Regions from separate parts of the Mus musculus genome. Here regions 1, 2, 4, 5, 6 and 7 are each linked to region 3. The links are chromatin loops, found by intact Hi-C in ENCODE. Cell type or tissue: left cerebral cortex. All regions are shown on one strand.

The links. Hi-C counts contacts between places; a loop is a spot of excess contacts. Peaks named below come from ENCODE experiments on the same cell type or tissue, not always from the same donor. Only the 100,000 strongest peaks of a DNase experiment are listed, where the experiment ranks them.
Region 1: it touches region 3 in a loop (3-fold over the local background); 2 of 42 quality-filtered maps call a loop at or near these places.
Region 2: a loop joins it to region 3, with 4 times the contacts of the local background. A loop is called at or near these places in 13 of 42 quality-filtered maps.
Region 4: a loop joins it to region 3, with 9 times the contacts of the local background. A loop is called at or near these places in 18 of 42 quality-filtered maps.
Region 5: it touches region 3 in a loop (2.3-fold over the local background); 16 of 42 quality-filtered maps call a loop at or near these places.
Region 6: a loop joins it to region 3, with 7 times the contacts of the local background. A loop is called at or near these places in 4 of 42 quality-filtered maps.
Region 7: it touches region 3 in a loop (8-fold over the local background); 11 of 42 quality-filtered maps call a loop at or near these places.

The regions. Positions count from the first base shown.
Region 1 is chr7:117,352,634-117,356,633 of GRCm38, reverse strand. No RefSeq gene overlaps it. Among named protein-coding and RNA genes, the nearest start is that of Xylt1, 26 kb to the left of the region's middle. In left cerebral cortex, no CTCF peak of the experiment used is centred here; DNase peaks (open chromatin) are centred at 896 and 2,478; H3K27ac peaks cover 154 bases.
Region 2 is chr7:117,172,790-117,176,789 of GRCm38, reverse strand. No RefSeq gene overlaps it. Among named protein-coding and RNA genes, the nearest start is that of Gm39075, 54 kb to the left of the region's middle. In left cerebral cortex, no CTCF peak of the experiment used is centred here; DNase peaks (open chromatin) are centred at 1,617 and 1,808; H3K27ac peaks cover 279 bases.
Region 3 is chr7:116,699,428-116,703,427 of GRCm38, reverse strand. No RefSeq gene overlaps it. Among named protein-coding and RNA genes, the nearest start is that of Gm39074, 16 kb to the left of the region's middle. In left cerebral cortex, CTCF peaks have their summits at 641 (motif pointing left) and 1,787; DNase peaks (open chromatin) are centred at 587, 1,283, 1,775 and 2,199; H3K27ac peaks cover 331 bases.
Region 4 is chr7:117,373,822-117,377,821 of GRCm38, reverse strand. No RefSeq gene overlaps it. Among named protein-coding and RNA genes, the nearest start is that of Xylt1, 5.2 kb to the left of the region's middle. In left cerebral cortex, a CTCF peak has its summit at 1,854 (motif pointing right); a DNase peak (open chromatin) is centred at 1,850.
Region 5 is chr7:117,182,348-117,186,347 of GRCm38, reverse strand. No RefSeq gene overlaps it. Among named protein-coding and RNA genes, the nearest start is that of Gm39075, 44 kb to the left of the region's middle. In left cerebral cortex, a CTCF peak has its summit at 2,121 (motif pointing right); a DNase peak (open chromatin) is centred at 271.
Region 6 is chr7:117,103,900-117,107,899 of GRCm38, reverse strand. No RefSeq gene overlaps it. Among named protein-coding and RNA genes, the nearest start is that of Gm39075, 120 kb to the left of the region's middle. In left cerebral cortex, no CTCF peak of the experiment used is centred here; DNase peaks (open chromatin) are centred at 878, 1,731, 2,167, 2,989 and 1 more place; H3K27ac peaks cover 2,535 bases.
Region 7 is chr7:118,100,170-118,104,169 of GRCm38, reverse strand. No RefSeq gene overlaps it. Among named protein-coding and RNA genes, the nearest start is that of Rps15a, 14 kb to the left of the region's middle. In left cerebral cortex, a CTCF peak has its summit at 1,717 (motif pointing right); DNase peaks (open chromatin) are centred at 417, 938, 1,199 and 1,719.

The DNA of each region.
Region 1 (4,000 bases), 650 kb before region 3:
ATTTAAAAATAGGTAAGGAGTAAAGGCCTCAGGGTCTCAGCCCTTCCTGGAGATCTTTATAGTTGCTGGAGGAGGAGGGGCTTTCTTCAGGGGTGTAGTCACTGGCAAGGTGCCCACACTCATCTAAATACCCCCTTATGCTCCAGTGAACAGCTCCAATGAAACTTACTGTGTCACACAGGAAAAAGACATGAAGGTTGAAGGGGGACCATGTGTGAAAAGGAAGGGCACCATCCAGGGGGAATGTCGTGAATGTTATCAGAATCCATTATATACAAGCACAGAAACGGGGTTTACAGATATACCCCATTATCATGAATGATTAATATATGCTAATATATGCTAATATACACACACATACACACACATCAACAGGAGCAAGGAGTCTAGATCTAGGAGCTGAGGACCCCATATTTAATATTAGCTAACTAGAAGGCATATGGGGAAAACCATCAGTATGCATATCTCATCCCCAGAGCTGCGTATGTCTTTTAGACCCATGGGTGAGTTTCTCCACATCCTTCTCTCTCTTAGGACTGAGATGTTGAACTTTCTCACAGCACAGTTTTCCAGCATCTTCCAAGCACCCATTGCTTTCATCCCTGAAGAACCTGAAGCACCTCATCCTTGGTCCCACCCCTTGTGAGTTGCAGAGCCTGGCTTGTGTGACACAGGTCACTTCTCGTGACAGAAATTCACAGAGCTTCTCTTTGCCAGTAATATTTACTCATTGAATACAGCTCATAATCACTGATTGCAGTGGTTATCTGTCATGCTTAAGCATGATCTTAAGTTCTTGTTACCAGGAAGGGCACCCATGGCTTCCACCAATTGAGCATGTGTGGTGTGTCTGCACTTGACAGGCATCGTCCGAGGCATCCTTACCTGCCCTTCCCTACTCACCTGCCCTTCCCTACTCACCTGCCCTTCCCTAGTGGGGATTCTGTGATGCACATTTGATAGACAGGGCACCAAAATGGAGGGGTTTTAGAGTGGGATGGGGAGGAGGGTAGAGAAGGTAGGTGAAGATCAAAAATAGAGGAAAGAGAAGCTCTCTGCTTTCGTGTTCCTCGGCTCCCTGCACAGCATTCTGGCAGTACTTTCTAAGACCAAGATAACTCTTTACGAGATTGATCTGACCCAACCGGATTAGATGGCTGAGACTTCTCTAACAAAACACCACAATGTGAGTGGCTTCGCCAGGAGCTACTGGCAAAGTTGTAGAGGCTGTAGGTCTAAAATGAAGGTGTTGGCAGAGGTTACCCTGCTTAGTGCTGAGGGGAAGGGTCTACTTCTGGCTTCTTTCTTTGGCTTGTCAAGGGATCACCTAGTCTTTTGGAGATACTGTAATAAAATATGGTGAGCTAGGTGTCTTGTCAACAACAGAAAGTTATTTCTCACAGTTCTGAAGGCTGAGAATTCAAAGGTCAAAATGTCAGTAGATTTGATGTCTGATGAGGGAGGGCTCTTCAGCTTCTAGAGACGACCAGCATCATATGATCTTCACTTGGATGTTCTCAGAGGGAGGGGAAGAAGGAAAGAGGGACAAGTAAGAGGGGAGGGGAAGGAGGGAGGGAGCAAAGGAGAGAGGAAGGGAGAGAGGAAGGGAGAAAGGGAGAGAGAGAGAGAGAGAGAGAGAGAGAGAGAGAGAGAGAGGGAGAGAGAAAGAGAGAGAGAGAGAGAGAGAGAGAGAGAGAGAGAGAGAGAGAGAGAGAGAAAGCTCCATCACACTTGAAGCTAATTTTGAGGACACACAAACACTTATCAGATAGCAAGGCTCATCCCTTCCATCTTCCCACAGTATTATAGAGTGTTATAAGAATACCCACCTTGTTGAATGAGGAAGCACCCAATGACCCAATTTCTATTTGCTCCTTTTTTTGTAAAATCAGGATTCTATCTGTAAATGGTGTCCTATTCTAATTCTAGGGCATAGACATACAACATATGAATTTGTGGCATGAAACAATTTAGCCCCAAACACCGGTCATGTGGGTGAGCAAGTTAGGTTTAACATCTTCTTCTGACAGCCTTGTCTTACCTGTCCAGAAGCCTTCTCTAGGAAGGAGATATTGCCCAGTCTAGGCATCCTTGAGCTTTTATTTCTCTAAAATAACCACAGACTGCCCCTTCCCATTTCAGCCTTGAGATTATGACTCTGTTGTTGAGTAGAGCCATCTGCCCCAACTAGAAGACTCCAGATCAAGGTCCTGAGAGCAGAGATCAAGCTGGGGGATTCGCTAACTTCCTCCTCTCTACTCAAACCATTCGCTGCAGTTCAAAGCAGAAGGCAAGCATGAGCAAGGACTGGAGAGGTTCATGGCTGTGGCTGAGAAGTCTGAGAGCTCTGGTTTAAAAATAGGCAAGCTGAAATAAACACTGGGGGATGGCACCAAAATAGAGTGGTAATTGATCTAATGCAACTTTTGCCTCAGATAACATCGTTATTTGTGAAATTATGTCAGTGTTACCCCTGCCAAGTCAGCACTTACAGGACGCGGCTTCTAATTTAGGAGTAGCACTGTTTGAGGCTCATCTTAGAAGACGGAAGACAGGAACTCAGCAGGCGCAGGGTAGTCAGACTTTAAGAGCTCTGGCTGGAGGATGGACTTTAGGAGCTTGAAGCACCAGGACAGATCCATTAAAAAGCCAGGCACAGTGGTACACTTCTCTAATTCCAGCTCCAGGAGGGAGAGAAGGGGAGAGCCCTAGAGCTTGCTTGAAGCCAGTCTATCTGAATCAAAGAGCCCCAAGCTCATGAGAGAACCTGTTTCAAAATATTAGGTGTGGGGGGCGGGTGAGCGAGGAAGACACCCAATATTGACCTCTGGTGCCCATGTATGTCTGCACAGTCACGTTCATACATATACCTACCTACATGAACTCAAACACACACTGCATGCACATGTGAACACACACACACACACACACACACACACACACACACAGAGAGAGAGAGAGAGAGAGAGAGAGAGAGAGAGATGGCCTACAAGCCCCCATTCCAACTTTCCTTTAGCTAGCAGCATCTTCTAATGGATGGAGAAGATGTGCCTTGCTCAGGCATGTTGGGAGTGCCTGCTGGAATTTCAAACATGGTATGGTCTATGGAACCTGCTGCCAAGCAAACAGCAGTTAAAGAGCAGGCAGAGTTCAGAACCTGAAGGCAGCAGTAGCACCTAGAACCTGATGCTGGTAGCCTGCCTTGGACCTAGTATACACATCTGTCCAGAGCAGCCAGTCAAAGGTGGTCAAAGGTCTCTGCCTAGATGACTCCATTTATGCCAGTGAACCATTAGAGAGGATATTATTTTCTCCACTTTCCTTAATTGCTTCTCTTTGTTCAGACCAGAGGCCACAACCTCTTACATGACTCCTGCACTAAAAATCTTTTTTTTTTCCTGGCATGCCCTGAGTCACTTTAGGATCTGCCATCCAGAAGGAATTACTAAACATAGGTCCTTGACTCTTGGGCTAGAACTATGAGCCAATATCAATCTCTTTTCCTTATAAAATTACCTAACCTCAGACATTTCATTATAGTAAGAAAGACCAGACTACTATACCATGCTATCAACAGTGCTGATAACAGTGCCTGCATGATGGTAGTTGTGTCCAAAACAAGCATAAGAAAGAAAGAGTCATTCTATCAAACAATATATTTTATACAAATGTATTCTTTCATGGACACTAAATACATTTTAAAACTTGGTTTTAAATAACTTTAAGAATACTTCCACTTGAAAAAAAAATCCATAAACAGGGCTGAGGAAATAGCTTCACTATATTAGGTGAGGTCACATTGCAATGATAAAATACTCAAGTTATAAACAGTAAAACTTTGTGGTGCTTCATTGGTCTGGGGCTTCAGGCCAGGGTTAAGTGACTTGTTGCTTCAGACTGCTGGTAAGGGTATCACATCATGTCAGGAGGATGTATTGGAGCAAAACACATCATAGCAAAAGAAACTCTGAGAGGAAAAGGAAGGAGGCGTACCACAATC
Region 2 (4,000 bases), 470 kb before region 3:
AAAACAAAGCAAAACAAAACACTAGTTGGGTTTTTCTTTCTATGGGATTCATAATAAACGACTCTAATCCCTAAGCCTGGTGTCTTAGTCAGGGTTTTATTGCTGTGCACAGACACCATGACCAAGGTAACTTTTATAGGACAACATTTAATTGGGGCTGGCTTTCAAGTTCAGACGTTCAGTCCTGTATCATCAAGGTGGGAACATGGCAGCACCCATGCAGCCATGGTGCTGGAGAAGGAACTGAGAGTTCTACATCTTGTTCGGAAGGCAAACAGGAAAAACACTGTCATCCTCAGGAAGCTGGGAGAAAGCTCTCAAAGCCCACACCCACAATGACATACATCCTCTAACAAGGCCACAAGTCCAAAGAGTGCCACTCCCCGGGGCCAAGCATATTCAAACCACCACACCTGGTCTTGTAGGTTACGACTTTTCTAGGCACACCCTTAAAACCTGTGGACATCTCTCCTAGTAGCAGAAGTTGGTTTCTGTGGCACACAAAGTCTGAACTTGGAGACCAAAAACTCTAGTGGAGACATGGAGCATAAGTCATCAGTATAGGAAGGGAAGGTGACCGGAGCAGGTTCAATCTTATTAAAGGGGCAAACACCATGTAGGTCCCTGCAGCTGCAACTTCAGGCAGAAATGGGGACATGAGCAGGTCCACCCTTATGAAAGGGACAAAGATTTCTTAGGTCCCTGTAGAATTATGCATTTGGTCTTTCCTGTGGCACCAGAAAATCAGATACCAGGAAAAGCCTGACTTCTCACTTCTGCTGGTAAGCAGTTAGTTCATGGAGACACGTGTGCAGAATCCACTCTCGCAGGCACATTTTTTCTCCTAGATTTCTTCTCCTTAGAGATCCATGGCTTGTTCTTCTAGAAATCACTGTCAAGATTCAGAGATGAAAGGGGATGTCAAGAGGTCATAGGGACTGGAAAACCTAACAGAGACAGATGCTTCAAGGGAAGTTTCAAATATCAGGACACCAGGATATCACCCTCTGGACACCAGAATTGAATTCATATCTAAGGAACTGCTATAGTCTACATCCTGGTCCAGCTAGAATAGTAATCACCTTAGGTAATAGGAGGTCTACAGGAAGACAAGTATTTCTAGAGTATTCTCTAGAGTAGAGGTGCTAGAAGAGACAAAAGATTGATCTTCCAAAGTCTATCCACACAAATCAATTGTAATGGAATCACAGCCATTACAATGAATAGCTCTGATCCACAGAGTGTATACTGTGTGTCAAGACAAGTGATTTATTGATATCCTCTTATTTCATTTTCTCAATGAGCCTAGTAGGTACTGAAACTATGATTATCCTCTATCTAAGATATGAAAACAGGCTGAGGATGGTTAAGTCATTGACTTAGGATCTCGTAGATTATAACATCTGAATTCTATTAGAGAATGAGCACCCCTCTCGCCCCACCCCCTCCTTCCCTGTGGTATTCTCTCTCTCTTGAGGGTTCTGAGTAGGAAGTTCAAGAGAAAGCTGAAATAACTTCCTCTCCCAACTTCCAGCCACTCCCAGAGTAGGCTAAAAAGCAGCATGGGAACAGATGGCTGTTGGGTGGTGTATAAATTCCCTTCAAATGTATATCCTGAATATACAAAAACAAATTAGCGTGATTGGAAAGTCAGCATGCTTTTAAAAAGAAATAGAGAGGTTCTTTGGCTTCCAAGATCTTTTATCATTGTGTACTGGGGACCATATGGATGCCATCAGTTTGCCTAGGGATGGCAAGAGAAAGGAAGGGAAGAACACACAAAACCTTGAGGAAACAGTGAGTGTGTATCGATGTTGAGAATAGGAGTCCGGCGCTACTCTTGGCACCGGATTGCCTGAGTGGGCTGTTGGGACTTATTTTTGTAGCAGCTCTTTGACAATGTCATTCACACGCTGCACAGTTTTCACATATAAAATTTATAGTTCAGTGTTGTTTGTACTTTCTTTCAGACATGTGCAACTCTAACCACAGACAATTTTAGAACGTTTCCTGACATCAAAATTAAGCCCTGTATCCTATCACCTGCCATTTCCCTTCCCTATGGAACCAACAAATTATGGTCTGTCTACATGGATTTCATCATAAAATGGGATTTTTTTTTCAACTGACTTCATTCATTTAGCATATATTTTTGGGTCCATGGCTTGAGGTTTTAATGACTTTAAAAAAATCTCTCTCTCTCTCTCTCTCTCTCTCTCTCTCTCTCTCTCTCTCTCTCTCTCCCTCTCCCTCTCCCTCTCCCTCTCCCTCTCCCTCTCTCCCTTTCCTCCCTCCCTCCCTCTCTCCCTCTCCTCCCTCCCTCCCTCTCTGCCTCCCAGCTACTTTAGCAAAATCCTTCAAATCAGTGACTGGAGCCTTCCTTTGGCTTGGTAAAGGACACCAGCAAGCATTCTGTCTGGCTAGATTCTGCTGATTTGATTTACAGAATCGAGGCCACCAGCCAAATATTTGAATCTGTCCTTTCTTCATCTCACTCTTTTTGGGAACTTGAAGAACTTTAGTCTTAGGAATAGAGTCAGTTACCTCAGGTATCTGAAAGTATCTGTCTATGGAGTGTGGCCCAGGTCTGTGGAACTTGTACCTCCAGTCTCTCCCCAAACATCCTAAAGGGCATGTTTACTGATGGATATCCCATGGTTTTGGTACCGTTTTTATACAATATGTGAAGAGAAAGTATAACATGTATATCATTCCATAGATAGATAGATAGATAGATAGATAGATAGAGCAAGAATGAATATAATACTGAGATAATAAAGAGTTTAGATATAGATAGATAGATAGATAGATAGATAGATAGATAGATAGATAGATGATAGATATTTTGTGTGATGCAACAGAGCTAACAAATGATGTTTAAGAACCTGTAAATGAATTGGCAATAACATGCATTGCCAGGTGTGAAAGAGTTCTATCAACTTAAAGGGAGGTAGAATAAGAACTGTAAGTGACAGAAATAAGGCCTGTGAGCATAGCATGGTTTTTAGGTTCAACTGCTAATGCTGCCTCTGACCAAGCACATGATGCACCAAGCTTCCCGGAGTTTCTGTTTCTTCATCATCAAAACAGAAGCAATGTTAAGAAGAGTGTGTCATGGCTCCGTGTGGTAAAAAAGCACTCGAGGAGCTGAGTTTGGATCACTGGGCCTCCAGAAAATGTTGGGCTGGTTGTCTGGAGGGCTATAACCCTAGACATACAGGAGGCAGAGACAGGAGAATCTCTGGGGCTTGCTGACTATTAGCCTAGCTTCAGGAACATTGTGAGACCCCATCTTAAGAGAATACAGCAGAAAGTGATAAAGTAGGTTACCGGACTTCATCATCTGGTTTCCGGATGTGCACACAAATATGTCACCATAAATGCATGTATGTGTGCACGGGCTCAAGCACACACACACACACACACACACACACACACAGAGGAAGGTGCATACACTTCAAATAGATACACATACCTGTGCAAGCACACACACACTACAAATACCTAGTTACACACAGAGGTGCATATACTATAAATTCTCTCTGTGTGTCACACACACATACACACACCACAAATACATACACAAACCACCACAAACAAAAACTTTTAAATTAAAAAAAATTAAACATAAATTAAGAGGAAGTGGTTGGTTTCTCCCACAGCATTTGTACTATTATACCAGTGGACATATCTTGCCAGACAGTAGTTATTATAGCTCACAAGTTCACTGAGCAAATCGATTGCTCCCTAGTCTGCATAGGACATTCCAGTAGTGTGAAAGCTAGCCGGAGATGGAGCTTCTAGGGAAAGAGCAGCTTGACTTCCCATGTTCTATGACTCTAGCATATGTGGTATCTTAAACAATATAGCCTAGTCCATCAAGTTCTGGAGGGGCATCAAAAGCATTGGCAAGAATTAAGACAACTCCACAATATGGAGCATATGCTTGGCTCTCTTAACTGGATAAATAAACCTTTGACTAACTAGGCCAGCCATAGTT
Region 3 (4,000 bases):
GGGTTCACCTACTTCTCGCAGATATTGAGTTTGTTTCACTTGTCTGGCGAGCACAGTGAAGGCCATTTCAGATACAAGCTAGCTCCTGCTATCATGTTCTGCCTGTGACGTCACTAAGCAGCCCATGAAGGACATCTGTCAGTCTGTGTACCTCTAATCACAAGGCTCGAAGCCAATACAGAGAGAGGGTTAAAAGAAAACAGATGCTGCCTTACCCCTTGCTTCCTCCTCCAGGACACGGGAGTAGGCAGAGGAGAGGGAGCACTGTCTCCAACCAAAGCCCCTCTACCCAGCTCATGCAACCAGCATAGCCCTGCTGTCCTGAATCATTCACGTTCAGGCTCCCTCCAGCAGTGTGTGCTGCACAATCAAACCAGAAAATGTAACCGAAAGACAAAGCCAGGGAAATGTATACGAGGGAAAAGAAAGCGCAAGGGGAGAGAGATACAGCCCTGAAGGGCACTGGGCTCTGCCCAAGTTTTAGGCATCTGGACTCCAACCAGGTGCTAAGCTTTCTGGAGATCCAAGCAAAGAAAACACTCAGAAGAATGGGGCTAGAGAGAGAGTTCAGTGGCTAAGTGGGTGTGTTTTGTTACTCTTGCAGAGAACCGGATTTCCCAGCACCCTGTTCACAAAAGCCTGTAACTCCAGATCCAGGGGGGAATCTAATGCCCTCTTCTGGTCTCCATGGGAACTGCACCCGGGTTCACATTAACCACACACACACACACACACACACACACACACACACACACACATAAATAAAAATAAAATCTATTTTTTTAATAAAGAGAAATCACAAGTAGGCTTGGAGAGACTCAGAATTGTTGATCAAATCTCAACAAAGCAGGAAGAAGATGCCCACACTTAGAACGATTTTGAGGGGGAAATGGGAATTTAAAATGGCAGGTCTCACCCATCTACTTCTCTAAAAGTGGAGCCAGCTATGCCCAATATCCATCCAGTTAGCTACCAATACCCTTCCAAGCTGGCACGCCCTTGTCTGGCTGCCGTCTACCTTCCTCCTGGGATACTGACCTAAGACGCCTCAGTTTCCCTCAAAGACTCCTGTACTCTGCTTAATGTTTTTCTTTTCTTATTCCTTACCTACACCATTTTTACTTTCTTTTACTGGGAGTTAACATCAAGTAAACATTAAGGATTTTTTAAAATCTAGACCATACATCATCTCCCCAAGGAGGCGACTGAGTAACTGCCGCCTCCACAGAGAAAGGCACCTCCAACTTCCTGTCCCTCCCCACATTGTGGGCCCAGCTGCTGCGCTCATCTGTGCCCATTAACCCCACCCACTCTAGGCAGAAGGTGCTTAAAATCCCGCTGGAACCCCCGAACCGAGTCCAGTGATGCAGCCATTCCTCTCCAGCTCCACAAAATAAGGGGTCAGACTCCAAATGACAGGCTCTTCCCACCTCTGCTGATAAAGGTCTCTCTTCCCTGGTCAGGGGAGGGTCTGCTGACATCTACAAAGTCTTGCCAACTTTGATTACAGGGTCAGAAGACAGCGCCATTTACCTCATTTTCTACTTGGGATGTCTGCCCACTCTCTCACACAGGCTTCAGCTTGTCAGTCTAGCATGGCTACATATAAACTGCAGGCTTAGAGACGAAAGACTGGCTTTGCAAACGGAAACAAAATCAGAACAATGATTCCAACACAGGCTTCTTCCTTTCCTGAAATAGTTGCAGAAACTCCACAGCTTGTCTTAGACAGAGCCTTAGGGCTGAAGCCCCTAGTGTGGCCTGGAAGCTGAGCCTTGAGCGCCATCTAGGAGCAGAGGGCGGCACTGCAGGCTCTCTCAGACCAGCCGAAGTTTCCTCTCTAGCTGGCCATCTGTGAAGGACTCCGTTGAGGCCAGAGACTGCCAGGGACTCATGGGATTTGTGTTCAGACCAAGTCACTTCCGTAGCTGGGTAGTGCTGGGCATTTTTTTTCTTTATTTGCAAAGCAAAGATTACCATGCCAACCTCACTCGGTGAACAGAGGATTAAATAAGAAAAACTGTATAAGCTGGCATAGAACATGAAGCAAACAAAAAACACTATTCTCTTGACTCTTGGCTTTGCATCTGTTGCTGTGACAAAAGGTATTCTAGCAAAAAGCAACTTAGCTGGAAGGGAGGGCTTATTTGGCTCACAATTCCAGTCTATAGTCCATCGTTAAGGGAAAGTCGGGGCAGGAACGCATGCAAAGCCAAGAGCGGAAGGGAACGAATCCGCCCACGCTGCCTACCTACTCACGCTCAGCCGTTCTGCTCTCATGTTCTGCTCTCATGCCGTTAAAAGCCCGGCCGGTGAAATGGTGCGTCCCACATTCCAGCTAGGTCTTCCCACCTCAACTAACAATCAAGAGAATCCCTCACAGACCTGCTGGCAGGTCAATCCCCCAATGAAACTCTCTCCCCCGGGTGAGTCTGTACAGCATCGAGTCAATAATTAAAGCTACCCATCACACCTCCCTAGGCCATAAACGGACTGAGTCCTCAGTCAGACAAGTCGCTTAGGGGAGGAAAAGCGCCTGCCATTTGGGATCAGACCCTCACGAGGGACTGGAAGGGCAGAAATAACAAAAAGCAATATCTACAACATGTGGCCTACAGTGGGGGTGCAACTGGTGAGAAAAAGGATGGGGGGGCAGTTAACCCACCGTTCCTTGCATGAGCCCCCGAGGTTGAGCAAGTAGGAAGATAGTAATAGCAAGATAAAGATAAATAGGACTGTGTCACAGTGAATGAACCCAATGTAAATAACAATACAGGTAATGTACTGGACACAAAGTCAGTAGCTATTGAGGCTAGCTCTACTTCCTTTATCCCTATGCAAACAAAGGATTGCTCTTTGGACTTACAGACAAACTATGAAGACAAAAAAGGAATGGTCTAGGGCACAAGAGATGGATCAGCAGGTAAGGTGCTTGCTGCTAAGACTAACATATCTGAGATCAATCCCTGGGACCCACAGGATGGAAGCAGAGAACTGGACACAATAAGCTATCCTCCAACTTTCACACGTGTGGTGGCACATGCTCAATGTAAGTGAAAATAGATAGATGTGCAATATTTAGGTGGGAGAAGATCTGCTCTGGCTTACATACTTGTGACCCCATCTTTTTTTTTCTCCTAACAGAGGTCTTCCTCACTTCTGACACTAAAATGGAACATCTCATTGCCTGAGGCTTTCATGCCTTTTTCACCCCGTTCTCCCAATAGCCTGAGTCCAGCTCCTATTCAGATGTCCTCAATCTCTGTCCTGAACCTGCAACACTCTCTCCCTGGGCTCTCTACACTCCTGTCCCTCCTGCCCAGACTCACAGGGACTCACACTCTGTCGAGAAGGCCAGTGGAAAGTTTAAGCCCTCCTGGATGTAGACCTTCCTCCACAGAGATTGACTGTCTGATCTCTGCTTTCCCCAAATGTAGAGCCCACAAGAGGGAGAGTCATGTAACAGGCATCACCAACAAGCATGGGAAAATGTCGTAATGCTCAATGTCGTAAGCTATGGAGGAAAGGTGAGTCCAGCTGGCAAAGACATATCTTTATCTAACACCAGGATGGAGAAGATAAAGAAGAGAAAAGTGTGTTGGTGACCACACTGGGAATCCAAACTATCAACACTTTGCTGGTGAGGATGTAATGGTGCCATCACTGTAGAAAGTAAAATTGGCAGCCTCAGGGGAATCCAGAGGTTACAGCATAAGTACATATTAGTAAGTATTAAAACCAGGGACAGTAAGATGTAGGTTCCTGGTGACCAGAGTTCAATCCCCAGTTCTAACATGGTAGAAGAACCAACTCCCAAGAGTTGTACTCTGATCTATAAATGTGTGCTTACATGTGTACATATTTGCACATTTGCACACACATGCACACACACACTAAAATAATATAATTTTAAGATTATTAAATAAAAGAAGAATATTTAAGAAACATATTGTTCTGGTTTAAATAGGAAATGTTCTCCATAGGCTCATGCTCTGAATAT
Region 4 (4,000 bases), 670 kb before region 3:
GAGACAGAGCTCTAGGGAAGTTTCGCCTGATTTGTGGGACTCTCAACCACCACCCCGAATGCCAAATCTTGTTTCTCCATCCCTTCAAGGATGGGAAGGCTGAATCTGTCACTGGGCATTGTGAGTTATTGGGTGTGACCAGTCCTGAGCTAGCAATTGCAAAGGAAATGGTTGGGATAGTCTTCACCCTCAAAGAACTGTCCAACAGGACAGAGGGACAAGACATTTATTTCACTGACAGCAATTCCAGGATCAGTGCACGGAGCGAATGAGATAGATAAGAACTAGCTTGCCCAGGCTTAACGAGCGCATGTGCACATGCATGTGTGTGTTTGTGTGCATGAAAGCCAAAAGGGAACCTCAGGGGTGGGTTTTTTGGTTTGTTTGCTGTTTATTTCTATTTGATTTTCAGCCTGGAAGTTAAAAAAAAAAAAGCTATGCTGCCCAGAATCAACTGCCCCCCACCCCCACCCCAGGGCTTGCTATCTTCTGTGGTTTCTGTGGAGTCAGCTTCTTTACCAGCTGGTCTATCTCCCCTCTGCTGCATTTTAACTGAGTTTTTAAAATATCTATTGTTAAGTTCTATGCCTCAACGTCCTCATCCATAAAATGGGGCTTAAAATAATGGGAGTTTATTGACACTTTTTTTAAATGTAAGGATTAAATAAGCTAACTCATACAAATAACTTTTTGCATCCCTACTGATCAAGTCAACCTTGGTGGCACACACACTTGGAAGATCGAGGCAGGGGAATTACCAGTTTGAAGCTAGTCTGAATTACCAGTTTGAAGCAAGCCTCTTTCTATCAAAGTTAAGTGGCTAAAAGCATCAGAGGGGAGAAAGGTCCTCTATGGAAGGCTCCATGGAGGAGGCTGTGTAACATCAGGACCTTGTGGTGTTCCAGTGTCTCTTTTGCCTCACTTCTTTATGCCTGCTCTCTCTGCTATTTGGTATAGTGCAAGGCCTTGGGTGAGCTCTGGATGTGGAATGAACATCCATCAATTGCAGGATTGGGGCCAGGTGAAATGAGCCAGGGGCATTCTTCCAGAAAGAAGCGGCACCGTTTGGGGCCTGGTACAGACCCAGGTTCAAAACCCATACCCAGCAACATTTTCATTTCATGATGCGTGAGCAGGATGCCCAACATCTTTGACCCTCAGTATTGTAAAGCAGAAAAGTAAAAAAAAAAAAAAAAAAGACTCAAGTCTTCCAGGGCACATGAAAATGGTGACATTGTGTGTCATCTATTTCTTGTGAAATAGAGGGATTAGCCAGTGGGGGGCAAAAAGACTGTTAGCTGGGCCACCACCTGATCACCAAGTTAAAAAAAAAAATTCCAGACCTTTTCAAATATTCCTGCCTCGGGGTTCTGGAGAGCCTGGGCTTCTCACGCCTCCTTCTGAATTTAAATCAACTTCAGACTAACAGTCAAATTTAGTGAGGTATATGGTTTCCGTTTTAATCTCTATCACATGTCTCTTTCTTGTTTTTATAGTTGGTTTTTACCCAAATGCTACCAATTGACCCGACTTTGCTCTTCAAAAGAATTTTTTAAACTCCTCCTGAGTTTCACTTCTGCATCAGCACAGACGCTGGAAGCAGGTGGCTCACCTGCGTGTGCTTGATGATGTGAGACTTCAGTACGGAATACCTCCACCCACGGGATCCCTGACTGTCTTCAACAAATGCCCACGAGCCAGGGGAGTTCTGAGCAGCAGGATCATAGAAACCCCTCCGGAGTGAGGGCTGTGGGTAGATGCCCCATCCCACCCAAGGGAAGTTAAGTGGCCTTGTCAGCCCTACGGACAGACAGACCAACAGCTGAACAGAGTTGTGATTCCAGGGACTCTTTCATCAGCAGAGGGCGCTCTGGTTAGCAAATAACTTCCCTGTGATCAGTTTCCTGCATGCAAGGTCCAGAGAGAGCAAGAAATCAGGCTGCTAGGGGGTGTCCAGAAAGAAGGCTCACGGGTTTGCAAGCATCAGTAGCTATGGGAAGCTAAAGGGAAGAGAATGGGAGAAAGATGCCCCAGGTAAGGACATAGAGAAACTGTCCTTAATTGAAATTATCTGCTGTGTCTGAAACCAGCACTTGGTGCTGTGAAGTCTCACAGCCTCAACTACAATGGCAATGCTCTGACGAGTGAGAAAGGGAACAAATGGCTCCCACTCCACATCTCACATTAGACTCGTGGAGATGTTTTCCTTTAAAATAAATCTAATGGTGCCAAATTTGGCTCCTGGGACTCCAGGTGTGCCTGCGAGGGCAACTAGATGCCAGCATCTTTCTGTGATATCAGAGCCCAGTATCTTGACTTTCCAGCATGCACTGAAGGTCAACATCTCTCCAGGAGCCCGCTGGGCCTCCAGTGCCAGCTTGGGACTGCTGAGGCATCCAGCCTTGTGTATGGAGCAACTACAAGGGTGTCTGGTTCTTAGTCATCATTGGACTATCCTGCCCCTGTGATAGAAGCCAGTCTAATACATCCCCTTGAAACATCTGTTCTTCCTCTGCAGCACCCATCTAATACAACCACTAAGGCCAGGAATGATGATGGGCGGTGAGAAGATATCATAGTTATTTAGCATTTACGAGTGGCTAATCTTTGTATTAGACACTTCAACATATCACATTCTGTGAACGCTGAGTGAGAACATCCTCCATTCTCCATGGAAACTCGTGGAATAAGGCACATAGAGGACTCCTATTGCTGTGGACCTTTTACCCAGTGGGACAGGTGCATCGGGATGAGTAGGTAAATTTGCAAACAAGCAGCTCTGGAGACCATTGAGGACAACAAAGGAAAGGAAAACCAAGAGAGGTACTACAGTGCATAGAGTAAGCCAAGTCCCCACCAGCCACAAGGAAGACTTTACGAGGCAATGACCTTGGAATAGTCCATTTGTGTTCTTTGAGATACAATTCTTCCAGAAATTTGACTCCCTTTATGCCTCTGAAATCCACCATAGACTGAACAAATGACTGCAGGTCTTTTCTTTTTTTTTCTTTTTTTAATGTACAAAAACACTCTTGGGATTTACATTTGCTACGTTCGTTGGATTTCTGTGGTTGGGATTTTCTCAAGCTGTGCTTAGTAAAAACCTAACTACTTGTGGGGACATAACAAGAGCTATAGAATGGTTTGGGCAAATTTTATAAAATAAGGGAAAAGATAAAATATACCATTTTAGGCTTGGAAAGGTAGCTCAGACTACTAAGTATTTGCTAGGCAACCGTTAGGACCTGAGTTTGATCCCAAGCACCCAGATAAAAAGGGGAGCATGGTGATGTATGTCCAGAATCACAGCTAGCACCAATGAGGTAGAGACAGGTAGATCCCTAGGACTTGTTTAATTTAATCAGTGAGTTTTAGGACAGTGAGAGATCCTGTCTCGAAACAGCAGAAGTTGTCTTCTGGCCTGAAAATGCACACACACACACACACACACACACACACACTCACATGCACATGTTGCAGAATAGGGGTCGTACTGAGATTGCATATACTTTTCATCTATCTGGCTGGAATACAGGCACACCCTTAGTACATACCTTTAATCCCAAATGATGAAGGTAAAGTTAGTTTGTATAAGGAAACACCCATGTTTAAAAGGGATGTCTAACTGAGTGGCAGACAAGGTGATGAATCAGAGAAAGATTTGACAGGCTAGGATACACCCAACTTTTACAAGAAGAAGGGAGCGGGAAACTACTCAAGGGGCAGTACAAAGAGGAAGGAAGCAGTTTTACTAGGAGAGTTTTACAGAAATAGGTTGAAAAGAGACCAAGCTAGACATGGGTGAACACAGAATGAGCCAGAGAATGGGAAGAGGCAAGAAAATTAGAACAGATTGTTAGAGTTAGTTAGAAGTCATGCAGAGCAGAATTCAGGAGACCTAAGAGAAGCCAGATTGAATCAGTCAGCTTGGAGAAGAGTTGGAGCCAGAATAGCTGAGTTGATCAGCCAGCCAGAGATCAGAAAGAACTAGGAAGGGGTG
Region 5 (4,000 bases), 480 kb before region 3:
AGTACACTCAGGGGCATAGGAATGGGGAAGGTTGTGCCAGCCCTTTCTTCTTTACAAATAAGGAGGAGTATCTAGGTGGCTGTTTCAACCGCAAACTCAAGACCTCCTCACAGTGGGCTCATCATCAACCTGCATAAAACATAGAGCATAGACTCTTCTGGAAAGTGTCCTTCCCTTCCAATATGATGAAGAGCAGCTGGTGGGTCCTTTAGCTAAACACAGGAAAAGTCTGCTTTGGTGGTTTCTCTCACTCCACCAGGACTTAACATCAACCTTCTGCCAGAACCAGATGGTTGCTTCCACTAACAAGGTTCATGAATAAAAATGGGAACTGTAATGCTGGTCCCTCATCAGAAGTCCTGTGCTCTGCCTCCTTGCCACTCCTGCTCATCTAGTCTATGTGCTTACCTCTGTTTAGTTACCAGAGAACTAAGCTAGGGTCATTATTAAACATAAGCATCAGCGTGTCATCACCCAGCCTACCTCCAACAGCTCAGAATTCAGTTCCAAGAACAAACATTGGTGAAGAAATGAGAACAGCAACACTTTAAGAGCTGTCATGATACATACATACATACACACATACATACACACACACACACAACACACACACAAGCACACATGCAAGAGACACAGAGAGAGAGAGATTCACACAGGCATGTATACACATTCACATACACATATGCACAAATGTACATATATAGGCACATAAATACACACACATATGCATACTCACAAAACACACACAGCTGTCAATCCACTTCATCAATGCATGTTGTGGTTTGTGTTTTTCTCTTATGTGTCCTGTTCCAACAAGTCAGAGAGCTGGTGGCTTAACTAGAGCACTGGTCTCAAAGTGTGGCCCCGCAGCAGCAGTGCTAGATGGGAACTTACTGGAAACCTACCTTCTTGGGGTATCTCTTCTGACCTGGTGACTCAGAAACTGGGGGATGGGGACATGCTGTAGAATGCCTCCCAGGTGACTTTAGTAACACATTTAAGAAGTAGTGAAATAGGGCTGAGGAGTATGGGGTCGCAAGTGTAAGAACCCAAGTTTAAAAAAATCACCTGAGCAGAATGAAAATCACATTTAAAGATGCAGCGCTCTACAGTCACAGTGTGGAGAGACGGAGTCAGGAATGCTGGAGGTCAAGCTGGACTAGACTGGAAACAACAAAAAGGAGAACAAACACACAAGCAGAGGGTGAGCAGCGCATCCAGTGAGCCATTGCTAGTGAAATATATGAAAGACATCATCAAAACATTATCAAAGATATGGCTGAAGACAACACCCGTTGGCTGAGTTTCTGAACTCACTGGTCCTAAGTGACTCTCATAGAGTGATTCTCAGTGACAATCACTAGCTAGAACTTTGATTTCAGCAGGGCATTTGGGGGATGAAGGCACTTTGTAGGTTTTGAGGGTATTATATGGCTATCCTATTCAGTATGGGAGAAAAAGGAGAGAGAAAGAAAGTTGAAGATTACTTAAAATATCCCTCTAATGGTTCCTGACAGGAACTCTTCAGCATGGCCCCTCCTGCATTCACAAGATGAGCTTTGCTATTTAGGGACAAGAATCTGTCCTTAACGTGGTTCCCCTGGAAGAATGGCTACAGAGGAATGAGGCAGGACTAAAGTATACTACATATGCATGAAATGGTGAAAGAGTAACTCAAAGATTGCTTTTTTAAAATGCCCATTTGCATTTCCCCCAATTTTAAAATCACATTATAAGCTACACTGTAAAAATTATAATAACCTCTTCCCTTGATATTAATCAGGATTTGACACTGATGTTGACGTCTGATTTACAATGGAAGAATCTTTATTCCCCATTGAGACATGGACTCTCTGTGCAGTCTTGGCTGTCCTGTAACTCACTCTGTATACAAGGCTAGCCTTGAACTCATTCTCCTGCCTCTGCCTTCCAGCATGTGCCACAAATGCTCAGTTCTCAATAGGAGAATCTTTTAAGGATATATTTTCTTGTTACATATACATGTATATACATAGACATAGACATAGACATAGACATAGACATAGACATAGACATAGACATAGACATAGACATAGACATAGACATAGACATAGACATATATACATGCAGTGACCATATAGACCAGAAGAGGGCATTATATTTCCCAAAGCTGATGTTTTAGGTGAATGTGAGCAACCAGACATGGGGAACCAAACTCAAGTCCTCTGCAAGACTAATAGGCACCCTTAACTCGGGATACATCTCTCCAGCCATCTATAGTGAAAGATTTTACAAGCATTCCTTTGTAATTTCTGATTTTTTTAACCTGTGCACATGTTTTTCTTGTATTAAAACCCATGCATAAATAACATTGAAAGCATTTGCCTCATGTTACTGTTTTTTGCTTTCTTGTTCTCATTCCTCTGTCCACTCCCATAAATAAATAAAATCTGTGGATGCAGATATCCACAAACTCATTTCTAAAGAAAAAGATTAATATTCTTACAAAGTTCCATATACAAACCCCATTATTCATTTTTAATTGGTTCCATTTGGACCCAATCGCCATGACTGGGAAGAATGGAAATTTATGGCTGTCCAACCTAGGGTCCAATTTGGTACTAGAGATGTGACTCCACTCAAGTTCACCTAAAATAATACATGGTTGTGGTTTTTTTTTTAATTCCACAATGTATACATACACTGAAAATCACATTGCATTGCATAAATATATATGTGATGGTTGCATTGCATTGCGTATATATGTGATAGTTCATCTTAGTTGTCAACTTGATTGGATTTAGAATCGCCTAGGAGTCACACCTCTTGGCATGCAGTGAAGCTATGCCCAAAAGAGGTTTCACCGAGGAGGGAAAACTTATCCTGAATATGGGTAGCAAGCACACCATTGGCAGATGGAATAAAAGGGGAAAACAAAGGAGGAAGATAGATTAGCATCAGCACCTTCCTCTTTGCCTCCTAACTTGGGACCCGATGTGACAGTGGCCCCATATTCCCTCCACCATGGCTTGATGAATGGTATCCTCTCAAACCAGGAATCAAGACAAACTCTTAATTCCTAACTCCAGTTTGCCACAGTAACAAGCGGAGCAATTAATTCAACATTCAATTATTATCTGGAAACAAAAATAACAACATAACACTTTTAAAAGGCTAGATGCAAAATAAGAAATTTATATGATCATATTCCAGGAAAAAAAAAACCTTTTAAGACCTGTGATCAAAGTGGATACTTATTCCTAGAAGACATCAGTCGGCCTTGAGCCTTCAGAACTATTGGAGCCTATTGCAGCTCCGCAGCCAAGAAAGGCAAAGTACCTCACCCTAAGGCCAAACTTCCACGTAGCTTCCTAAAGTGTGCCACACAGGTGGCACTCTCTCATTAGAGATACCTTTGAGGCTGGCAGCTGTCTGAACTCGATGCCCTGACTAGTTCTGAACATGTATAGAGCTGAGGTTTCCACCCTGAACGCCATCATCCCTACTATATTCCAAGTTCAAGAAAGCTTGGTCATCCTTTCTTTAGCCTCCTGATTAATCTCTCCCAGATGGGCCTGAAGACCATTCCATAAGCGGTAGCAGACACTTTCACAACACCAGTTCCAGCCTGAATTTAGTGTTTAGAGTTAACCAGTTCGGCAGGAGTCCAGAGTTGAGATCATTGTCTCTGCTCTCAGAGTCTCCATCGATTTTCCACAATCAATGACTGCAACAGGGTCAGCTCATGAAAACCTGGAAGGCTTCGGTTTATCAAAGGCTGTCACTCTGGGCGGCGGCTGCTTTTGGTGGTGGCTGCTTTTGACGGTTGCGAATGTGCCATAAATGATGACAGAAAATAGCAGTGACTTTGCTGTTGTAGTTCAGGCAGCCATGGCCCTTTAGACAGGATTCAAACAGAAATTATTTTCTTTAAATTAAAAATGCACCCGAATTCTCTTGCCTGATGGTTCCTACCTTTGACACAGGAAGGTGAGATGTGACCTTCTGAGAGAAAAAATTG
Region 6 (4,000 bases), 400 kb before region 3:
CACACCTCCATTTGATGGCTAATTTTCTTTGTCAACTTGATACAATCCAGAATCAACTGGGAAGAGCATCTCAATGAGGAGTGCTCTGAATTAGTTCTCCCTGTGGCCATGTCTGTGGGGGATTACCTTGATTGTGTTAACTGATGTTGAGAGATCCAGCCCACCTGTGTTTGGGTCACAGACTGTGTAAGAGTTCAGAAAGTGAGCTATGACCTCACAGCATGAATGTGTTTGTTCCTCTTTACTTCTGACTGTGGATGTGGTGTGACTAGCAGTTCTAAGTTCCTGCCACCTTGACTTCTAGAATGGGCTGTAACCTGGAATCATGAGTTAGCATAAGCCTTTCTCCCCTAATTTGCCTTTTGTTGGGGCATTTTTATCATGGCAATGGAAATAAAAGTCAGCATCCCCAGGGACCATCTGTGATGATGGAGAACATGGGTCTCTGTCCTGGGTCTCTGTTCATCTTCACTGGCTGGACTGCACAGGTCAGAAAGCAGAACACTGGTAAAGACAATGTCTTGGGTACTACCCAAGCTCACATATTCCACCACTGCCATCTTTTATGGGACTTGTGTTCTAAATTAGTCCAGCAGAAAATGTGTGTTTTCTTGTTCCTATCTGGATGAACTTCATCTGTGAGATGAAACAGGTGACAGCCATCTGCATGCACATTGCCTCTGTACGTGCCTTCCTCGAGACACATCTTTGGGAGAAGAGCTGGGGTGTGAAGCCAACCAACGCCCCATTGCACTCGCTCCCCTCTAACTTTTAGACCTCACTGCATACTCTTTTCCTCTTCCTGCCTGGGCTGAGTCTTGGCGGCTCCTGCAGCAATAAGGGGAGCTATTTCAGGGAAACAGTTGATACTTGGCGAGTCCTCCTACAGACCAGCAATAGCTGTTCGACATGTTAAATGCCTCCCAGATGGAGATGCTTAGCATTTGTAGGAGGAATAATTTGGAAGAGAAAAATGCATTTGTCTTTTGGCATCCTGTGGATTCTGACATAGAAGATAGAGAACACCGTGGGACTTGCCATCCACATGTCAGGGTTTTCTTAGAATTTTGCAAGTGCTGGGTGACCGCACTGCTTCTTCCTCTGGAGCTATCAAGTTCTGGAAAGGGTCACAGCACAGGGAAAAGTGTAAAGAGCTGAGTCTCTGAGGCTTCAGGGTTCCCAGAAAGAAACAACACAGGCTTAGCCTTCTGTCTACCATTGGCAGACGCTATAATCATGTGGACCAGGGGGTTGGGAAGATGGCTCGGTTGTAATGTGTCTGCTGTGTTGTGCAACGACCAGAGCTTGATCCTCAGCGCCCATGGGCATGCACATGAGAAGACAGACAGATTCTGAGGCCTGCTGGCCAGTAAGCATAGTTGAGTCGGTGAGCCCCAGGTGAGGGTGGGGGGCTCAAAACTTAAAGTAGGTAACTCTTGAGGAACAATAACCAAGGTCAATCTTTACCATCTGCATGTATGCACAGGCATATGCACATGTACCAACACACACACACAATCACACAATCACACAGATGTAAGCAGTGTACCTCCACACACATACAATCAATCACACAAACATATGCACATGGACATGCACCCTCCCATATTATACAGTGGTGTGGACCTGATGATCCTTTTGAATCACATCTGTTATATACAGAGAAACTTGAGAAGTCTATGACAAACAAGCAGAGACAGCTAGGGGTTGAGACTCCAGGGTCCTAGCTGTGTTCTGCCTTCAACCTCCTTTGTAGATAAAGCAAACTACCTAACCACCTTGCCTCAATTTCTCTCTGTGTCTCTGATAATGGGTGGGATTAAATAGCTTTTACAGTCTTTTCTAACGTAAGAACTGTGCTATAGCTCTGGCGTCCAAAGGACGGAGGTAACATTATTGATGTGGAGGAATAGTGAAATTGTCCTTTACTGTGAGCTGCCTGATGCAAGAAAGAGAGAACGCCACTGAATTATTCATCATGTCCTACTATTCACGGTGGGGACAGAGTATATCCTTCATTAAAAAAAAAAAAAAGACTTGAATCTACAGCCCCTTTCCTGATTCATCCTCTTTATACCCACAGATCCCCAGGGTGCAAAGAGTCTCACAAGCATGGTTTTCCTTTGGGTAGGCATTTGAAGTGCTAGTGTGGGGGATATGCACAGAGCTTTCGAATGAGCCCAACTCCAAAACCCAGATATATTTTCTTTGCCATAGTGAGGAATTTAGGCAGTCAGAGGGAGTTCCCAGAGGGAACCACCTCCCATGAAAAGAAGCAGCAATCAAAACTGGCTTTGGCAAGGATGCTTCCCACCCAAAGGACACAACCCAAGCTTCCCACCCTCAGCTTCCCAAATTTCAACTCAGGCTTTGATTTATTAGATAAACTAGATGATCCTCTTGTCTGCTCTGCATCACTGCCAATAGTAGGGTCCAGAGAACAAGCGGGTGGCAACCAACCACCAAGTTCACAGGAGTCCTGCTGTCATTTGAAGTGTTAAAGCTCACGGACTTCTGTGAGCTTGGCTTCCTACCACTGTGCTGATTGTATCTACTTTCTCTGAAGGTTAGTTTTAATTGTTAACTTGACACAATCTAGAATCATCTGTGACAAGGTTCTCAGTGAGGGATTGTCTAGATTCAGTTAGCCTGAGGATATTTCTGTGAGAGATTTTTATCAACTGGGTTAGTTGTGGTGGAAAGGCCCACCTTAAAAGTGGATGGAATTGTTTCATATGCTGGTCAGAATTTCATAAAGTGAAGAACAGTAGCTGAGCAGTAAGCATACATGCATTTTATTCTTTTGAGTATGGGCCCACCTTTTGTACTGAGGCCAGCCTGGTCTACGTATCAAGTTCCAAGCCAGCCAGGTCTCCACAGTGAACATTTGTCCCACAAATGACAACAAAAAACCAAAAGGCAACTAGGGGTCTGGGGTGTAATCATGCAAACCTAAAACCCTAGAATTCCAGGGGCTGAGGCAGGAGGATCCTTAGTTCAAAGCCAGCCTTGGCACTGCGTCAAGGCCCCGCCTCAATCAAAACGGATGTAAAACTGGTAAGTGGATGAATGAGGGTATTTATTACTGGCTGCTTCCGGATCCCATCCTGGCTTCCTGACAGTGATGAACTGGAACTTGGAACTGTGAGCTAAAATGAAAACAAACTCCTTTTTCTAAGTTGCTTTTGTTGTTATTGTTAGAGTGATTTTTCAAAGCAACTGGAAAGGAAACTAGAATCCTTGTTTGTTTGTTTGTTTGTTTGTTTGTTTAAAGCGAAGGGTTTTTCCTTTTTTATCACTAAAAAGAATTCCTCAAAATTTCCTAGTTCCTCATAAAGTCAGACATCAATAATGCATTTTAAGGCTGTGTGGGTTTTTCCATTCTTGCTGTCCTATGGCAGTCCTCAAGGGCAGCCATATTGAATCTCAGCACTAACAATCTTGGTCAATATACAGAACAATCCTAGAATCTTTCAGGGTTTGGCCAATAATATCTCTTGGGGCTTATTCCCTTAGCCAGGGACTTGAAGAGTCTACTAGCAGCCAACTCATTTCACGTGACCTTGCAGGAGGTTCGTAACAGAAATGTTATGTTGGGGAGAACTTTTTTTCCCCCACTGGTTTTACTTTGCAAGCCTGGAATCCTCTAGAGAAGCCGGAACCACTTGAGGTATTAGGACAAACAGCAGTGTATTCAAACGCAAACCTCTGTGTTGTAAGGGACTACAACAGTCATCTAGCCCTCTGAGTGACATGTATTCCTCCTAAGAAGACTGCTTTAGAATAAGCTGTGTGTCCACTGGAGGAACATGTTCACACTGTGTTCTTAGAAATCCAACCCTGATGGCCTGCCATGGTGACTCATGCCTGCAATCTTAACATTCAGGAAGACAGGAGGGTTGCTGAAGCTGAAGGCAACCTGAATGGCAGAGGGGTGTGGGGGAGAGGGAGAGGGATAAGGAGAGGGAGGGAGCGAGAGAAGAGACATAGACAGAGACAG
Region 7 (4,000 bases), 1.4 Mb before region 3:
CACACACACTCCCAGCTGTGCACACAGTCGAAGGAGGCTGACCCTTGTACGCAGCAATTTTCATTTGGGACAGGTTGCTAGAAACCTTGATAATCTCAGAGTGTCACTGCCTGGGCTCTTCTAAGCTGTCCTGGCCTAGTATTCTCCAAGGTCAATTTCTTCAGCAATTTCTTTGTTCTGAAGGTTTCCTAATTAGCTTCTTACAGCTGTCTTTCTTGCTTAAGTAATAGTCTTAACTGTGGGTGTGTGGGGAAGCCTTGTGTATGGTTGAACCTTCTGGCATAGGCTATAGTTGCACAGTGTGAAGTCTGGAGAGAGGAGAGGGGAAGCCCTGGGTGTGTGATGAATGGGGATGCAAACTCGCACGTGGAGACTCATGGTGGCTCCCTCCTGTCTCCATGGATAACCAGATATGTACACTGCTCACTTACTCCAAGATCTGCATATCTGAACTAGCCCAATCCTTTCATCCTTTCAAAACTGATTTCAAAACCACGCCCAAGACAACTTCCACCTGGTGCCACATGGCATGGGCAAGGTATAGCACTTCTGAGACCATTCCTAAGAGGACCCCAGACACCCAGAGACTGGGCACCACTAGGATGACCAAGTGGTAGAGAGATGGAAGAGAAAGAAACAGAAGAATGTGCACAATGAAGAGAGGCAGAACTAGAGAATCAAGGAGCCTGATTTGAGTACCACCTAAGGCCGTAGTGAGGTCCTGGTCTTTAGGTCCTTTGTTACCACCAAAGGCTAGTCAGATGTCCCTGGTCTGGGCTGCTGCCCTGTCATTGTATGAGGATTGTGCAGAGCTGGCCCCATCCCTTGCCTCCCAGCCCTAGGAGAGCTAGCCATGAAGGTGGAGAGTAGGAGAGCTCACCCTATCCACCCCTAGCCGGCTGCAGGTCCTACACCTCACCTAGGAAGCACAGTAGAGCTGGCCCTGGTAGTGGGAGTTGTTGGTAAACTGGCCCCAAGGGTGTGAGCATGGCAGAGCTGGCCCTGCCACTTATCTGTTGTGTGGTGGCATAGGTGAGGGGAAACATGCTCCCTCCCCCACTCTTTACCACCTGTAGCAAGTGGCAGAGCCGCCCAAGGGCATGAGAGTGGGAGAACTGGCTCTGCCCTTAACAGTTGCAGTGCAGGAGAGCTTTCCCTGGTGCTGTGGGTGTGGGAGAGCTGGCAGGTGAGCAGCTCAGATACCATCCAGGCCCAGATCCAGGGCTTTGAGTTGGCACACCCCAATATCAACTCCATCTGTGGACTGCTGGAGAGCATGAAGGGGCAAGTCCTACACATCTAAAGCTACAGGATCTCCACGACACAGGGTGACAGTAGGGTGTCCAAGGGGAGTCCTAGTAAGTTTCCAGTATTGATAGTGTAGCAGAAGCCAGAGGCCTTGAACTAGACAAATGACTCATTGCAATGAACATTTGCAAGCAAAGGAGTATGGACAAAAGGGTGTACTGTGGGACATGCACACTGCAGCTTCCACACCAGGTTTTTTTTTTTTTTTGGTGGGAGGTTGCAAGGGTGAAGGACAGTACGAGAGAACAAGGAGATGGGTGGGGTTGGGTTGCATGTATGAAATTCATGAAGAATCAATAAAAAGTTAAATAAAATTAAAACCAGTTATCAATCCATCATGAGTCTTGTTAAATTCTCTCCAGGCTCCCATGAGTGCTTCAAGCATCCTCTCTGCAGTTTCATGGAGTTTCCACTAGGTGACAGCACAGGACCACAAGTATCTTGAAACAGTTTGCTGCCATTAACCTATGTCTGGACTGGAAACCTTGTTGAGATGAGGCAAATTATTCATGGCCACAGAAAGAAGGTTCAGAAGGAGGGAGGATGTGTATCGTTGGCATTGGCCTTCAGGTCAAGGAGAGTTTGTCGTAGCTACTTTTCTACTGCTGCGACAACATTCTAAGACCAAGAGAACTTAATTGTGCCAGGCGTGGTAGCACACGCCTTTAATCCCAGCACTTGGGAGGCAGAGGCAGGCGGATTTCTGAGTTCGAGGCCAGCCTGGTCTACAAAGTGAGTTCCAGGACAGCCAGAGCTATACATAGAAACCCTGTCTTGAAAAACAAACAAACAAACAAACGGAGAGAACTTAATTGTGACTTGCTTACAGTTTCAGATGGTGGGCTCATGACATCATGTCAGGGAACATGATAGCAGGTATGAATGAATGATGCTAGAGCAGGAGGAAGGGAGGGAGGGGGAGACTGAGTGTGAGGACGAACTGGGCTTTTGAAAACCCCAAGCCAGATCCTAGTGACATACCTCCTTCAACAAGGCTATACCTACTAATCTTTCCTAAACAGTTCCTCCAACTGGGGGTCAAACATTAAACATTCAACTATATGACCCTCTGGGGTCCATTCTCATTCAAACCACCACCACAAGATTGTTCTGAGGACTGGGGGGATAGGTTGTGCCCAACAACCCATTCACCCATCCATCTACCTACCTATTCACTACCCACCCATTCACCTACCTACCCACCCATTCTCACACATACACACACACACACACACACACACACACACAGAGAGAGAGAGAGAGAGAGAGAGAGAGAGAGAGAGAGAGAGAGAGAGAGAGAGAGAGAGAGCACATACTAATACATGTCATACCAGACACAGAGCATAGCTCATCTCCTTCCCTCCCGTCCTTTGGAGCATCTGGCTATATGGTACAACAATTGCAATTCTCCTTCTTCAGACTACCATTAGATTACCATAACTGGCATTATTGGTGTGTGCCAGCATATCCAGTTCCAACACTGCTTTTATTGAATGTACAGCTTTCTTTGGTTCATTTGTGTTTTTGAGACAAGGCCTCACCCTGTTGGTAAGACTGGCCTGGAACTTGTCACTCTCTTGCTTGTAGTCTCTGAGTGCTGGGATTGCAGGTGTGCCTGGGAGTCAGGGCTGCTTTCATCTCTGGCTCGGTGCTAATGACTGTTAGATCCGTCTGTGTTGTTCATTCTTTGCCTCCCAGTTTTAATATTACTTTCTCTTCTGCTGCACTTTTTAATATAAACCAGATAATCGTCTGGAGGCATTTTTGCCCCTTGTGATCTCAATAAAGTTTCCCCAAATGCTTCTTCCTGCCCACCCCACTCCCACTCCTAAGGGAGAACCAAGACGACTCCGACTTCTGCTAACTCCTAGCTTTCCTAGCTCTAGGGCTCTGCTTCCTTAGGGGGATGCTGTGACCTACAGCACTCAAAAGCTTTAGGTTTTTTTTTTTTTTTAATTTTAAAAAATGTGGTGGCAGGGTAAATAAATTAATATTTTATTAGCACTAACAACCAGGAAACAACCTGGGCCTGTATGAGCTTGGCTGGCTCTTGGAAGGTTCGGAAGAGGGACATAGGGACATCATTACGTTCCAGACCTGGGTTTCTCATTTCTCACCCGCCTAACTTCCTCCTCCGTCCCCAAGGGCTCATCCACTCAGCTGTGCATGGCTTTCTCCTGCTATGCAAGTGGAGGACTGAACATTTTTTGCACAGTTAGTAGTCCGCTGCCAGCTAGCCCACCCTGAGTGCTCACAGAAGGTCATTCAGCACATGGTCTGGGTCACACTGAGTTTGTGGTGTCCAGTTAGACACAGTCAGGTAGACAAGCACAGGGTACAGGTTTAAGGACTCACCAGCATGATGAGGTGTTCCATCTGTATGGAAGGCAGGGCTCTCTGACCTCCAGTGACCAGGAGCAGCTTGTTCTTCAGTGACAGGGTCCTAAGTGGGACCAGGAGGTGAGAAGATCAAAGAGAAGACAGGAAAGTTGAGGTTGGGAGGAAAGTCTCCCACAAAGTATGTCTCATGCCCAGCAAGTTCAGTAAGAGTTACAGCATCTTAACTATTTGCAGGGAAAGAAGCAAATGGACAGAGTTAGTGGAAAGCTATCACACAATGGGACGAAGTCAGCAGGAGGCTAGCCAAGTAGTGATACACAGAAGGGACAGAAGATAGCTCAGAGGCATCAGA